Regions from separate parts of the Homo sapiens genome. Here region 1 is linked to region 2. Evidence: chromatin loops called from intact Hi-C (ENCODE). Cell type or tissue: B cell. All regions are shown on one strand.

Evidence for each region. Peaks named below come from ENCODE experiments on the same cell type or tissue, not always from the same donor. Only the 100,000 strongest peaks of a DNase experiment are listed, where the experiment ranks them.
Region 1: it touches region 2 in a loop (11-fold over the local background); 7 of 110 quality-filtered maps call a loop at or near these places.

The regions. Positions count from the first base shown.
Region 1 is chr1:53,216,557-53,224,556 of GRCh38, reverse strand. It overlaps CZIB (CXXC motif containing zinc binding protein), which reads left to right and starts at 3,923. Exons shown (of 8, transcript NM_017887.3): 1 at 3,923-3,987; 2 at 4,213-4,296; 3 at 5,634-5,690; 4 at 6,062-6,143; 5 at 6,354-6,385; 6 at 7,698-7,775. The coding sequence starts at 3,982. CZIB-DT (CZIB divergent transcript) reads right to left here and starts at 4,197. Exons shown (of 1, transcript NR_185918.1): 1 at 299-4,197. RefSeq lists silencers at 3,592-3,651, 3,782-4,151 and an enhancer at 4,021-4,522. In B cell, no CTCF peak of the experiment used is centred here; DNase peaks (open chromatin) are centred at 3,966 and 4,186; H3K4me3 peaks cover 1,789 bases; H3K27ac peaks cover 2,056 bases.
Region 2 is chr1:53,834,623-53,842,622 of GRCh38, reverse strand. It overlaps NDC1 (NDC1 transmembrane nucleoporin), which reads left to right and starts at 4,327. Exons shown (of 18, transcript NM_018087.5): 1 at 4,327-4,418; 2 at 7,003-7,123. The coding sequence starts at 4,362. It also overlaps the pseudogene RPL37P7. RefSeq lists an enhancer at 3,854-4,333 and a silencer at 4,444-4,573. In B cell, no CTCF peak of the experiment used is centred here; DNase peaks (open chromatin) are centred at 4,162 and 7,672; H3K4me3 peaks cover 1,995 bases; H3K27ac peaks cover 1,153 bases.

The DNA of each region.
Region 1 (8,000 bases), 620 kb after region 2:
CTGGGATTATGGGCATAAGCCACCGTGCCTGGCCCCTATTTATATCTTATACTGTCTATGTTTTGAAAAGTTATTATTTTTGATAGGTTCATCTTTTAGTCTTGCTACTCAATATATGAGTAGTTTACACACAATTAGTGTTAAAATCTTTTGCATTTGTCTGTGTAGTTACCATTCCCAATGAGTTTTGTGCCGTCAGACGATTTCTCATTGCTTAACATCCTTTTCTTTCAGACTGAAAAACACTCTTTAGCATTTCTTGAAGGAAAGGTCTGGTGTGTTGACAAAATCCCTCAGCTTTTGTTTGTCTAGGAAATCTTTATTTTTCCTTCATGTTTAAAGGACATTTTTGCTGGATATACTATTCTAGGATAAATGTTTTTTTTCTTCAGTACTTTAAATGTCATGCCACTCTCCTGGCCTGTAAGCTTTCCACAGAGAAGCCTGCTGCCAGACCCATTGGAGCTTCTTTGTGTGTTATTTGTTTCTTTTTTCTTGCTGCTTTTAGGATCCTTTCTTTATCTTTGATCTTTGGGAGTCTGATTATTAAATGACATGAGGTAGTCTTATTTGGGTTAAATCTGCTTGGTATTCTATAACTTTCTTGTACTTGAATATTTATATATTTCTCTAGGTTTGGAAAGTTCCGTTATTCTTCCTTTGAATAAACTTTCTATCCTAATTTCTCTCTACCTTCTCTTTAAGGCCAATAACTCTTAGATTTGCCCATTTGTGGCCATTGTCTAGATATTGTAGGCATACTTCATCCTTTTTTGTTATTTTTTCTTTCAATTCTTCTGTGTATTTTCAAACAGCCTGCCTTCAAGCTCACTAATTCTTTCTTCTGCTTGATCAGTTCTCATGTTTAGAGACCCTGGTGCATTCTTTGGTGTATCAGTTGAATTTATCAGCTCCAGAATTTCTATTTAATTTTTAAAATTATTTCCATCTCTTTGTCAAATTTATCTGGCAGGATTCTGAGTTCCTTTTTCCATCTCTTTGTTAAGTTTATCTGGCAGGATTCTGAGTTCCTTCTCTGTGCTATCTTGAATTTCACTGAGCTTTCTCAGTGACAGTGAATTCTCTGAAAGGTCACATATCTCTGTCACTCTGGGATTGGTCACTGGTGCCTTATTTAGTTCATTTGATTAGGTCATGTTTTCTTGGATGGTATTGATGTTTGTGACTGTTGGTCAATGCAGAGCATTGAATAATTAGGTATTTATCATAATTTTCACAGTTTGGGCTTATTTGTACTCATCCTTCTTCAGAAGGCTTTTCCAAGTACTCAAAGGGAAATGAGTGTTGTGATGTAAATATTTGGTCACTGCAGCTGTAACTGCATTAGGGGGCACCCCAAACCCAGCGATGCTGTGACTCTTGTAGACTCAGAGGTACTGCCTTGATGGTCTTGGGTAAGATCCGAGAGAATTCCCTGGATTACCAGGCAGAGTCTCTTGTTATCTTCCCTTACTTTCTCCCAAATAAATGGAGTCTCTCTCTCCATGCTGAGCTGCCTGGAGTTGGGAGAGGAGTGACACAAGCACCCCTGTGGCCACCACTGCTGGAACTGTGCTGTGTCAAACCTGAAGCCAGCACAGTAGTGGGTCTTGCCCAAGGCCCATGGTGACTATTGCCTGGTTATTGCTGATGTTTATTCAAAGCCCAAAGGCTCTTTAGTCAGCAGGTGGTGAATCCAGCCAGGCTTGTGTCTTACCCTTTGGGGTGGCAGGTTCCCTTCTGGCCCAGGGTGGGTTTAGAAATGCTGTCCAGGAGCTAGGGCATGGAGTCCGGGCTTTAGAAACCTACTTGGTGCTTTATTTTACTGTGGCTGAGCTGGTACCCAAGTTGCAAGACCAACTCCTTTTTAACTCTTTCCTCTCTTTTCCTTAAGCAGAAGGAGTCTCTCCCTGTGGCAACCATTACTGGGAAGGCACTGGGTCACACCTGAAGGCAGCACAGTACTGGGCCTCACCCAGTACTGTGGCTATTACAAATGTTTATTCAAGGCCCAACAGCTCTTTAGTCAGCAGGTGATGAATCCTGCCAGGACTGGGTCCTTTCCTTCAAAGCAGCGGGTTCCCTTCTGGCCCATGGTAGCTCTAGAAATATCTGGGAGATAGAGCCTGGCAAGGGGGCTTCGGGACTCTGCGTGGTGTTTTATTCTACTGTGGCTGGGATGGTATCCAAGCTGTAAGACAAAGTCCTCTTTACTTTCCCCTCTCCTTTCCTCTAAGGGAAAGGAGTCTCTCCTGGAGCCGTGAGCTGTGCTGCCTGGGGTTGGGGGACTGGTGACATAAACACTCCTTTGGCTCCCCAACTGGTATCTCACTAGGCTGTGTGCACCCCAAGTCCACGGGCTCTGAGCTCAGCACAGCACCAGGACTTGCCCAGGAATTGCAGTCTTTGTGGCCTAGACTGCCTTTCGAATTTATTTAGGACCCTGAAGCACTTTAGCCAGTGGTGGTGGGGCTCGCCAGAACCTGACCACTGGGATGGATGATTCCCCTCTGGCTAGGGTTTCTCTAAGTGCTTCCTCTGTGGGCACTAGCTGAATTCTGCCCTGAGTTGCTTTCCACTGTGACAGGGCAAAACTCAGTTCCAATGCAAAGTCCCATAAGCACACAGATTCTCTCTCTATGCCAGGCAGCCAGGTGCTGCCAGAGGATGAGGGAGGGGTGGTGGTAGCAATTCAAGACTGTCTTTCCTACCCTCTTCATTGCCTTGTTCCTTTTTTTTTCTTCTTTTATGAGATAGAGTCTCACTCTGTCACCCAGGCTAGAGTGCAATGGCATGATCTCAGCTCACTACAACCTCCACCTCCCGGGTTCAAACAATTCTCCTGCCTTAGCCTCCGGAGTAGCTGGGACTACAGGTGTGCACTGCCATACTCGGCTGATTTTTGTATTTTTAGTAGAGACAGGGTTTCACTATGTTGGCCAGCTAGGTCTCAAACTCCTGACCTCAGGTGGTCTGCCCGCCTCAGCCTCCCAAAGCACTGGGATTACAGGTGTGAGCCACCGCACCCAGCCATTGCCTTATATCTTGATGTGACGTTACAACCAGCTACTGTGATTGCTACCTGAGTTTTGGTTCTCATGAAGGTGCTTTCTTGTGTGGATAGTTGTTCAGTTTGGTGTTCCTGCCAGGGAAGAGGAGGAGGAGGATCACTGGAGGGTTCTATTTGGCTATCTTGCCCCACCTCCTAGAAGAGTCTTGAATGTGCTGTTCCTTTTACCGTTAATCTCCACAGCTCCTGCATGGTCTCAGATGTAGCCTGGACAGGAGGCCAGGTAAAATAAAGTTCAATAAACGTTATGAGAGAAGGATAAGCCAGGTGGGCTCCCAAAAAAGAGCCAGCTGAAGGGGAATGTCCAGTCGCAAGGACCACAGTGAGAAGGATGTGGACACAGGGCAAACTCTGGAGAAGGGCCTAGAAACCAGGTCTCTTGGGTGAAACAGGAAAGGGCAGTTTGAAGAAAGGCATCATCCCCAAATCTGATAAACCAATACATTCTACTTTTTAAAGCGTATTGGTTTATCTTTATTTGGCAGTCTTGGAACTCTTCCTTTTGTAGCTTTTCCCCTGGGCAGAGGGAGCTGACGTGATCTGAGAAGTTCCAGGGCAGGCAGAGTAGTGAAGAGCCTGGAAAGAACTGAGGGTCAGGAACTGTCCTGTTCGCTTAAAGCAGGCACAAAATTGGCGTTCAGTAACTGTCTGTGGCACCACCGAATCCTGGAGTCAGGCTTCCGCTGGCCTGAGCACAGGTTGCTCGCGGACCTGGCTGACCTCCACTGGCCCCAGATCCCCAGATGCGAAAAGCCCAGTGGGCCAGGCGAGCAGCGGCGCGCAGAAGTCCCTGCCCCGCGGCCCGGCCCCGGCCCCGCCCTACTGAGGGTGCGCAGACGGCACCCGCCTTTTACGACGCGCCGGAAAGCAACGGCAAGGGCCGCAGCCAGCACCGGGCGGAGAGGGCTACCATGGGGGTGAGGGGAGGCCGCCCGCCGCGGGGACACGGAGGGGAGGTGGCGAGGGTCTGGGAGGCAACAGCTCGCGCCAGGAGGAGATGAAGCGAGTGGGTGCGCGCTGAAGGAGCAGGAGGCAGAAGGAGTGTCTCCCTGTGGCACCCACGGCTGGGAATGCGGGAGGGTCGGGCAGGCGTGGGGCTGCGCAGGCACGGCTGACGCAGTCGCTCTGGCCCTCCCCCTCAGAAAATCGCGCTGCAACTCAAAGCCACGCTGGAGAACATCACCAACCTCCGGCCCGTGGGCGAGGACTTCCGGTGGTACCTGAAGGTGCGGCCGGGGCGGGGCCCGGGGAGAGGAGGCCCGTCCTGATCTCAGTGCTGAACCGGAGCCTTCTCTCCGGCAGTATGAGAAAATATTTAACCAGGCACATTAAGTGTTCGGGGTTTTCCTAGTTAGAATTTTACGTTTGCTTTCTATTAAAGTGTATTGGTTTATCTCTAATTGGCAGTCTTGGAAAGCTTCATTTTGTAGTTCTTCCCTGTGTTAAATATTTCGTGGTCTGTAAATGGACACTAAACGAAATGCTACTTGAAGGGACGCTTGTGATTATTTAATAAGGTGAATAGTTCGCCTTTCGTTTATTGATTTGGTTTTCTTTATTGTGAAATAGTTTAATTTTGTGCGTAATCCACCCTTCCTTAGCCCTCCCACACTGGTAAAGCTGGTACCCTAGTGGCATGGTCTACAGAGGCCTCCCCTTCCCCAGCAGTTCGAGGCTCTTCACTCTTCCAGATCCCAGAGCTTCTGCTCTGTTTTACTCCTGGTCAAAAATCCCAGCATCCTTCTGTACCTCTCAAAAGCCCTGTTTTTCGGGAAGCTGCCTCCGGACTACTTTTGTTTCCCAGGATTTTGAAGCCTGAATACCAGGGCTTACTTGGGAGAATCTGTTCTTTGGCTTGAAGAAGCGGAATCGAGTGAAGGAGACAGAAAAATAGAGTAACAATAGAGTGATAAGTGCTTATACCAGTGACATACAGGGCCTGTGGGAACATAAAGCTAACCAAGCAGAGTGGGTCGGGGGCCTGCTGAGGCCATTTCTCTTTTTTTTTCTTAATTGACACAGAATTGTACATATTTATGGGGTATATAGTGATGTTCCGATAAATGTAATGTATTGTGATCAGATCAAGGTAGTTAGCATATTCACCTCAAACGTGTATCATTTCTTTGTGTTGGGAGCATTTAATATCCTAGCTATTTGAAACTATATATTATTGTCAGCTATAGTCATCCTACAGTGCTATAGAACACTAGAACTTATTCCTCCCATATAGCTGTAATTTTGTATCTTCTAACAAATCTCTCCATATTCCCCCCCCTCACCTCCGCTGAAACCATTTCTGCACCACAGGTGCCTTGAATCCCCGGCCACACTGAGCACTTCATAGAGGAGGGTGGGCACGCCGGCATAGGAAACAGCCTTACCTATCCTTTGCCCAGAGATAGTTCTAGTTTTGTCCTTGTTGGGGCAGGTGTTAGGGATGAAGTGAGATTGCCATCAAGAAGGTAGATCATGAGCCTGCCCACCTCCCACTGTTCTTACCCTTTCCTTGGTGTCTGTGCAGCAGAGCCAGCTGCTTTACTAACATTCTTTTTCCCCAAAGATGAAATGTGGCAACTGTGGTGAGATTTCGGACAAGTGGCAGTACATCCGGCTGATGGTAACTGTTCCCCGCCCAACCCCCAACATAAACACTCACAAACACACATACACTTCTGGGCAGGGATTTGGGGAAACTGGCCTTCATCTCTCCAGTTCTTTGCTCCCTGCTTTTTGTGGTTTGGGAGGGTAGGTGTCAGTGTGATCAGCACTGGATTCAATAGGCATCTTTGAGGTATGAGGCAGAGTTCAAAATCAAGGGGAAGCCCTTTTTTTATTTTCCTCAGGAAGCCTTCCCAGGAGTCTTGTCCTAGTAAGTTACCCTTTCTGGGTCTTGGTCTCTTTAAGTGGACAATAAATGGTGGGCTCGATCTCCTCAGGACTGTACATCTAATTCATATGTGACTGAAAGTTCTGTTTGCTTTTTGCCAGGACAGTGTGGCACTGAAGGGGGGCCGTGGCAGTGCTTCCATGGTCCAGAAGTGCAAGCTGTGTGCAAGAGAAAATTCCATCGGTAGGTCAGGCTGTGCGTACTGAGTTCTGCCAGGGTGGCCCACAGCTTCCTGGCACCAGGCTGAAAGTAGACTCATGTTACCTGAGGGTGGAGTCAGGCCTAAGATGCCGACACCTGTACAGCGTGATCTTTTTCAGGGCCACATGTGGGCACCTGGCTGGGGCGAGGGTATGGACTCAAGTCAACTTTGTGTTCTCTTTTCTATTTCAGAGATTTTAAGCAGCACCATCAAGCCTTACAATGTAAGTTTGCTGCTGTAGTGGCAGGGATGGTGGGCTTAAATCCTAACTGGAGTTAGTAGGTCTGGGTTCTAGAGTCATGCCTGCATCAGAGTGACCTGCCATAGGACATTCACTCATGAACTTAGTTCTTCTTTGACTCAGTCATTTATCCACTGTACACTGAGTGCTTGGTATATTGCCTCTTGCAGTGCCTTCTTATGAGGGCTGGGCTGTGAGAGCTCAGGGGACCTCTGACACAACCTAGCTGTTCAGTTTGCATCACTGAGAGCACTTGCCTTGTCTTCATTTTAGGGGACTAGCAAGCTTTCTCTGAAACCATGGGTGGGGTAGTCGTTTGGTGCATCCCATCCTTTATATCATCAGTGTTAACAAGTTAGCCCAAAGGTGAGGGAGGGTGTGCTTTGGATCTGTTTGTTTAAAGAAAGCCAGTTATATGTATTCACCTATTCCTTATTTGGTATTTATTTAAAGTATCTTGAGTTGTGCCAAATTCTTGGCTTTGTCCTGAAGTTAAAGAGAAATTAAATGAGGACTCGCCTTCACGTACATAATAATCTAGTGGAAAATACAAAAAACAAGAATCGAACTAGGGCCCTAACAGAGAAGTGCCTTACCAGTGCCAGAGATGTGGTCAGTGTGCAGGAAATTACTTTACAGTGAATGACAGGATGAGACTGAATGTAGGGCATGGCACTTGTGGTCCCTAAGCCCATAGGTCAGGTAGGCATGAATTTCCTGGCCACCTGCCCCCCAAGAGGTGCCCCCTCCACATACATAACCATTTCAAAGGCTATAAGACAGCCCTCTGCCCTTACTGCATGGCAGATGGTCAGCAAAAGGCTATGGTTAAGTGTACTGGGTCTGTTTGGATGATCTAGAGACTTTGGAGCTTAACATTCTTGTTCATATTTTTGGTGTTGATAATTTTATTTACTATTTATTGAGCACTGTGCTGGGCACTTTATATGCATTTCAAAATCTGACAGTAAAATTGTAGAGGTTTCCTCGGCTCTATTTGACAGTTTAGGAATCTTGGGCCCAGAGGGGAAGATAGGCAGAGCTTACCTTACATCCAGGCAGGTTGACCCCAGCATCCACGCTCTTCTGCAGCCTCCATGTCTGCTGTCTACAGAAAGCTTCATAGGGAGCAGGTGCCCAAGGCAGGCTTCCTCTAAGAAGGGGATGAGTTCTTCCTGGGTCTCATACTAGGCCTCCAGGGGCAGTAAGTGCCCATTTGGCAGGAAGGAGAGGGGCCATGGGGTCATCCTGAGAGCTCATTTGGGCCTGCCTCCTCAACACACTTCCTTTCTAGGCTGAAGACAATGAGAACTTCAAGACAATAGTGGAGTTTGAGTGCCGGGGCCTTGAACCAGTTGATTTCCAGCCGCAGGTGTGTGTGTATCTTTCTGGGGAATCTTTGTCTTTGGGGAGGGGATGTATGAAGTGACAGCCAGAACTGTGCTACCTACAGATACCATGGACTAGACATTCTCCTTTCTAGCGGTAGTAATAATTGTCCCTTAAGTGGCTGCTGTATGCTTGGGCACCCATGCCATCATTTTTACATGTTACCACATTTAATTCTTATGGTAACCCTATGAATTTATTCATCCTG
Region 2 (8,000 bases):
AATTTAAAAACAGAAAGGAATTCTCACATCCTTGTGTGTTGTTGGGCGAGACAGTGATGGTTTAAAATGAGATTCCAGAGTCTTCAGGGACTCCCATTATTCATATGTTAGATCTTCTTTGCCTATTTTCTCTATTTGTCACTTAAAATTGTTTTTGTTTCTTTATTCCTTTTTTGATTATAAAAGTTCTTCGTTTGTTATGACATTACTGTTGTGTTTCTTTGCTCTTCTAATTCAACTTCCATTTTATAATAATTGTTTAAATTTTGATTTCTTTCCTGAGTTCTATCACATAATTTCTGAGTTTTTCTAATACTAACTGGTATTGTTCTTCATGTCTTGTATCATTTTTTTTTTTTTAATTTTTAAAAACCAGAACTTTTTTTTTTTTTGAGACAGAGTCTCACTCTGTCACCCAGGCTGGAGTGCAGTGGCGCAATCTTGGCTCACTGCAACCTCTGCCTCCCAGATTCAAGTAATTCTGCTACCTTAGCCTCCCAAGTAACTGGGATTACAGGCTCCCACCACCATGCCCAGCTAATTTTTGTATTTTTAGTAGAGATGGGGTTTCACCATGTTGGCGAGGTTGTTCTTGAACTCCTGACCTCAAATGATCCACCTGCCTCAGCCTCCCAAAGTGCTAGGATTACAGGCATGAGCCACCACGCCCGGCCAACCAGAACATTTATTGGGTGACTAACCATCAAAATTCTTTTTTTTCCTTTTATTTATTTATTTATTTTTTGAGACAGAGTTTTACTCTTGTTGCCCAGGCTGGAGTGAAATTCTTAAGATGAACTGGATGCTGCAACAGCTGCCGTCTTAGGTCTAGGTGTTGTTCCTTCACGGAATCCCTGCCTGAATCTGTGGTATACACTTTTTAGGTGCCTCATTTGACTAGTCCTGGTGGTATTTCATCTTTCAGCATTGGTACTCCAGTGTTACTTCCTCTTGTGCTTGGCAAGGTGGCACATGTGCCACAGGTTGACTACTGAAGGGCATAGGCCTTAGGGGCACAGCAGCAGCACAACATGTGTGTCTTACTGCAATGCTTTCCAAACGATGGTGTTCCCTTTGTGGCTGAGACCAAAGAGGTCTTGTATCATTTAAAAAATTTATTCTATTTCAAATAATTAGTTTATAGCTTTCTTTTTCTTTTCTTTTCTTTTTTTTGAGATGCAGTCTCACTCTGTCTCCAGGCTAGAGTGCAGTGGCACGATCTCAGCTCACTGCAACCTCCACCTCCCTCGTTCAAGCTATTCTCCTGCCTCAGCTTCCTGAGTAGCTGGGACTACAGGCATGTGCCACCATGCCCAGCTAATTTTTGTATTTTTAGTAGAGACGGGGTTTCACCATGTTGGCCAGGATGTTCTCAATCTCCTGACCTTGTGATCCGCCCACCTTGGCCTCCCAAAGTAATTCAAACGGATTACAGGTGTGAGCCACCACACTCGGCCAGGTTATGGCTTTCAAAGGCTCAGAGAGCAACTTTGGATAGTTGCAGGCACTTCTGGGTGGTGCTTTCAGCAGCTACAGGGTGCTCAAATCAACAGAGTGGTTCTAACAGCAGCAGGGGCACCACCCTCAGCAGCTCAGCATTCAGTGTTGTCTCATGGCTCTAAATGGAAGCAGTAGCTTCCTGGTATTTGGGCAGTAACTCCATTCTGCTCTTAGCTACTACAGCCCCGTTCTTTCTTTCCTATGCTTTTTTAGCCTCTCCAACAACTTTGTTATCAATTCCCTGCATTAAATCCCCCTTTGATATAGGTATCAAAAGTTTTTGTCCTGAAGAAACACTGTCCAATATAGTTAATTTCTTCCACTCATTCATTATTCATTAAATAAAAATTCATTTATTACTTACTAATGTAATGGGTACTTTGGAAGCGATGATAAACAAGACAAAGTCCCTGCTCTTGTGAAGTCTGTATATTAGTGAGAAGTCAGACAATAAGAAGTAAACAAACAAGATGATTTAAGACTGTGATAGGTGCTATAAAAACAGAAGCAGAGGCTGGATGCGATGGCTGATGCCTGTAATCCCAGCACTTTGGGAGGCTGAGGCAGGCAGATCACCTGAGGTCAGGAGTTTGAGACCAGCCTGGCCAACATGGCAAAACCCCGTCTCTACTAAAAAATACAAAAATTAGCCAGCATGGTAGTATGCGCCTGTAATCCCAGCTACTCAAGAGGCTGAGGCAGGAGAATCACTTGAACCCGAGAGGCGGAGGTTGCAGTGAGCTGAGATCATGCCACTGCACTCCAGCCTGGGCAAAGGAGTGAGACTCTGTCTCAAAAAAAAAAAAAAATAGATGTGGCTTAAACAATAAATAATTGTCTCTCTTGTGTAAATGAAATTAGGAGGTAAAGGCAGGTAGCCTAGAACTGATATGGTTGCCATAAATAATCAAGTCTCCTTTAGGCTCAGTACTTCATTTTCCCTACAGTGTGACCCCCTTTCTGTGGTCCAGTATGGTGCTAGAGCTGCAGCCAACACATCCCAAATCCAGGCAGCTGAATGGAGGATGGGATTAAGAAGAGGCAAAGACCATCATGCAGTAGCTCCCTTTTAAGGGGGTTTCTAGGAAGCTACCATGCAATACTTTGATTATATTTTATTGGCCTGAACTCAGTCAGCTGGCCATACCTAGCTGCAAAAGAGGCTGGGAAATATAACTATATGCCCAGTTAAAAAACTGGGAGTTCAATTATTATGAAAGAAGGGGAGAATAGATATTGAGGCAGACAACGAGTAGTCTCTACCACAAGAACCTTAGAACCTGAGGTGTCTTTATGAACACGCATTTGGACTGATTTTTTTTTTTTTTGGACAGGGTCTCACTCTATGGCCCAGTCTGGAGTGTGATGGCGCCATCACTGCTCACTTCAGCCTGAACCTCCCAGGTTCAAGCAATTCTCCTGCCTCAGTCTATGGAGTAGCTTGGACTACAGGTGTGCACCACTACACCCGGCTAATTTAAAAAAAAGTTTGTTGTTGTTGTTGTTGTTGTTTTTGTGGAGATGAGGTCTCACTATGTTGCCCAGGCTGGTCTCAAACTCCTGGCTTGTGATCCTCCTGCCTTGGCCTCCCAAAGTGCTGGGATTACAGGTGTGAGCCACTGTGCCTGGCCTGGACTAATTCTTTACAAGTTTTCTCCACCACCGGATAGATCTCTTCACGGCAGAGACTTGATCTATCAGTTGTATTCCCAGTTTGTCCTACAGTGCTTTAGACATGATTGATAGTAACATGATTTTGGAAGTGAATAGGATATAATCTTAAAGCATTCAGGAAGCCATTGTTAGCAAACGTTGCAGAGCAGTAGGTGTGATCTCAATTCCTCTCACCAGCCTATGCATTTCCTTAGTCAGTAAATCACTGAATCTATTTCTGTCTTGAGTATTGCATGTTGACTGTGGCATGTGATTGAGCATAAAAAGGCGTTAGCGATATGCATCCAGAGATCTCACTGAGGTCTAAAGCACTGAGAAGACTTCATTAGGTGAAACTTGGGTTGGTGAAACACCTTTTTTCTTACTGGCAGTATATTAATGATAACATTTGTATAGCATATTATTTACATCCTCACAACATCACCAGGATATTTTTATTTTCATCCTTATCTTACTGTTGAAGAAATGGAGGCTCAGAGAAGATAAAAATATTCAATTTAGCAAGTGGCAGATCTGGAAGTAGAAACCAGATTTTATGAAACCAAAGGCATCTCTAGAGAATTTTTTTTTTATTTCAGTAAAATTACTGCGTACCTATTGTGGAGAAGACCACCACATCCTTTGGTTTCACTTTTAGGTGACTTATAAAGTAATAGGGAGAAATGAGGGCAGATCATTTTGCTAGCTCTAACTGAAGAATTCCAGTCAATCAATACTGTGGCTGTTATCGGCTTTATAAAAGACTACTATTCCCAGCATGCCTCAAGGCACCTCCAGGAAGACCTTGACTCCCAGCATTCTGTACTTTGGAACTCCGAGTCCCAGAATGCAACATTCCTCCTACTTCCTCTCAGGGGGCCGTCGAGACTACAGTTCCCAGCATGCAGCGCCGCCACCTGCTTCTGGCGCCCCGCTGGACCCTGCTTCGAAGGGACCGTTTGGTCGCCAGAGGGCGGTTCCTGGAGTTACAGCCGCGTTTGCGGGACGTGTCTGCGCGGCAGTCCTGGCCTGTTGAGCTTGTCCAGACGAAGCCTCGCAGGGATGGGTTGGAGCCTGGGCCGGGCTTCGCTCAGGCAGCGTTTGAGGCAGACCCAGCAGGGTCCTCCTGGGGCCTTCCTGCCTTTGAACTGCGGTGGCGGGCGGGCGCACGGTCTCCTGTACGCCCTAGACTAGGGGCCGCCATCTCCATGGCCACGGCCGTGAGCCGGCCCTGCGCCGGCAGGTCGCGGGACATACTGTGGCGCGTGAGTGCGGCGTGCACTGTGGCACGCACTGCCAGGGTCGGGCCGGGCGGGCAAGCTCTGATCGCGCGTGCGCGCTGGGCGGGGGAGGGCCGGTCCCGGGGCAGCGTGGAGAGAACGCGTGGGGAAGGCACCACTTGGGGGACTGATTGCAGGGTTGTGGGAAGTCCTGAGTGGAAGTTGGTTACGGGGTAGGAGAGGGGTCCTGAGTGGAAGGAAGCTGGTCAGAGTGGGACGGATGGACTGAATGGAAATTGGAATAGGGAGTGAGGCGGAGTTTTACGCAAGGGTACCGTATCCAGTAGGTGCAAAATAAATAACTTAATTTGTTTCGTTAAGAAGTGGGAAGGAATGCACGGAATTGGAAAGAAATGTGGCATTAGTAGAGGCTGGGGTTAGGGTCCAGTAAGCAGGGCAGGTGTTCTTTGTAAGGTAGAATGGGACTGAGCTGAGTGGAATAGTACTTCCTCCTTAAAGTTACGGAATTAACAGTACTACATCGCTTCTCTGGAGTGCAAAGAGAAAGAGGAGAAAGATCCCTTTTGGAAAAGTGCTTCTATCCCAGTGCACTGCCATCTCCCCTGTATTCCAAACTAAAAACTTTTGGGTCCGTAAGTCTTATCTTTTTTTTTTTTTGAGCCGGAGGCTCGCTCCCTGTTGCCCAGGCTGCAGTGCAATGGCGCGTTGTCGGCTCACTGCAACCCCCGCCTCCAGGGTTCAAGGAGTTCTGCCTCAGCTTCCCGAGGAGCGGGGATTATAGATACGCACCACTACGCCCAGCTAATTTTTGTATTTTTAGTAGAGATGGGGTTTCACCATGTTGGTCAGGCCGGTCTTGAACTCCTGACCTCAAGTGAGTCATCCGCCTCGGTCTCCCAAAGTGCTGAGATTACAGGCGTGAGCCACCGTGCCTGGCCTCTAAAATTTTTTTAAAAATTATTTTTATAATAGAGATACGATATCTTCTCCAGCCTGGTCTTGAGCTCCTGGGCTCAACTAGTCCTCCTGCCTCAGCCGCCTAACTATTTGGGACATCAGGTGCATGCCATCGTGCCTGGTGTATGTTTAGCATGCATGAGTACTTCATTCCTTTTTGTGGCTGAATAATCCACTGTATGGACATACCACATATTTTGTTTATCCATTCATCAGTATGTGGGTATTTGGGTTGTTGCCACCTTTGGCACTTGTGAGCCACCGCACTTGGCTGACAGTGTCTTCTGAAGCAAAAAAGTTTTAAATATTGCTGATGTCCAATTTATCTATATTTTTCTTTTGTTGCTTATGCTTTTGGTGTCATATCTAAGAAACCATTGCCAAATCCAAGATCATGAAGGTTTACTCCTATGTTTTCTTCCAAGAGTTTTATAGTTTTAGCTCTTACATGTAGGTCTTTAATCCATTTTGAGTTAATTTTTGTATAGAATGTGGGATAGGAGGCTGGGCGCTGTGGCTCACGCCTGTAATCTTAACACTTTGGGAGGCTGAGGTGGGAGGATCACTTGGGGTCAGGAGTTCGAGACCCCATCTCTACTGAAAAAAAAATTAGTCAGGTGTGGTGGCGGGCACCTGTAACCCCAGCTACTCAGGTGGCTGAGGCAGGAGAATCACTTGAACCCGGGAGGAGGAGGTTGCAGTGAGCTGAGATGGCACTGTTGCATCTAGCCTGGGGGACAGAGCGAGCTGTCTCAAAATCACAACATCAAAAAGAATGTGGGATAGGAGTTCAACTTTATTCTTTTTTTTTTTTTTTTTTGTTAGACAGAGTCTTGCTCTGTTGCCCGGGCTGGAATGATGCCTGGCTAATTTTTAAAAAATTTTTTATAGAGACAGGGTTTTACCATGTTGGCCAGGCTGGTCTCAAACTCCTGGCCTCAAGTGATCCGCCCACCCTGGCCTCCCAAAGTGCTGGGATACAGATGTGAGCCACCACGCCCGGCCTCAGCTTTTTGGTGGACTGCCTCCTAACTGCATTGTCTCTGGTTTGGTTCGTGTCCCAACTCCTCCATCTTCCTTAAAGCCAGCTTTCAGTAAACAGACATGTTTTACCTTGAGCAACATGAATTTGATTGTCACTTTCATGCTTAAAACCCCTCTATATCTTCTTGTATTATTCAGCAGTAAATATTTTCCTCCTATATGATAGATACGGGCAATTCAAACATGAATAGAATGCTACAGTGCCGTAGTTGCCCAGTAAAGGTTCATATCTGATGATTATAAATACAGTTACAGTATACAGGTGGTTCCCATAAAATGTGTACAGCCTTTATATATTAATATAGCTATCAATTAAGCCTAGAGAGACAAGTATTAGTTGCTCTAAAACAGCTGTAAATCAATGCCCACCACCCCTCATACAAAGTATGATATTTGATGTTGCACCTAACTTTGTACTAATGCAGGCATCAGCTCACTGATACTATAAATTCTTTAGTGGTACGTAATGTTATTACTAGTAGTGAATGTTTGAGTTACGGATTATGATCTGAGTTAGTGGTTAACATCCTGTATGAAAAGATAGGATTTGCATAACTGAAATAATTTAACTGACTTCATGAGTGAGGGTTTTTCTTTTTGTTTATAGGTTTTGGGCTGGAGGATAGTTGCAAGTATTGTTTGGTCAGTGCTATTTCTACCCATCTGCACCACAGTATTTATAATTTTCAGCAGGATTGATTTGTTTCATCCTATACAGTGGCTGTCTGGTAGGTGATACTCAACTTGGGGAGAAAGTTATAGGACCTACTTCTCAACATAAAAATTGCATTATGTTTCAAGCAGTTTATTTTCAATTACTGCCTATGTTATATTGACACATCAAAACATTCACTTTGAGATAATTTTAAGATGTCTCCTTCGTAACATAAATCACCTTTTTATTATGTAATAAGATTAATAAGCTTGTCAAAGACTGTGATCATAGGAACGAAAAGATCATTAGAAGACCCCATAAATGAAAACTTAGTTTCATTTGTTTTTCCTTTGGGCAGCTTTATTGAGATTGTTTGTCTCTTTAAAATACAGAATGGTTCCTGTCATCGATTCGAAATTGTGGGTAGAAAATATGACATGTACCTCTTTTAAAAATACGTCTAAAATTAAGAGCACTTGATTTCTTTTTTTGAAACAGAGTCTTGCTCTGTCACCCAGGCTGAGTGCAGTGGCTCAGTCTTGGCTCACTGCAACCTCTGCTTCCCATCTTCAAGCAATTCTTGTGCCTCAGCACGCGCCACCACGCCCGGCTGATTTTTGTATTTTTAGTAGATACGGGGTTTTGCCACGTTACCCAGGCTGGTCTTGAGCTCCTGACTTCAAGCAATCCACCTGCCTCAGCCTCCCGAAGTGCTGGGATTACAGGTGTGAGCCACCGCACCTGGCCTAAAATGTTCCTTAAATTCCTTAGAGACTAAGTAAAATTACTAAATGTATTAAAATTAACTTGTTTTCTGTTAATAACTACCCATTATTGCCTGTTTACCGTGTGCCAGCTCCTTACATATATTACTTCTTATCCTTCCTGTAACTCTGTGTAGTTAAGAGGTACTTTCTACTTTATAAATGGGATAACTGAGATTCAGGTTA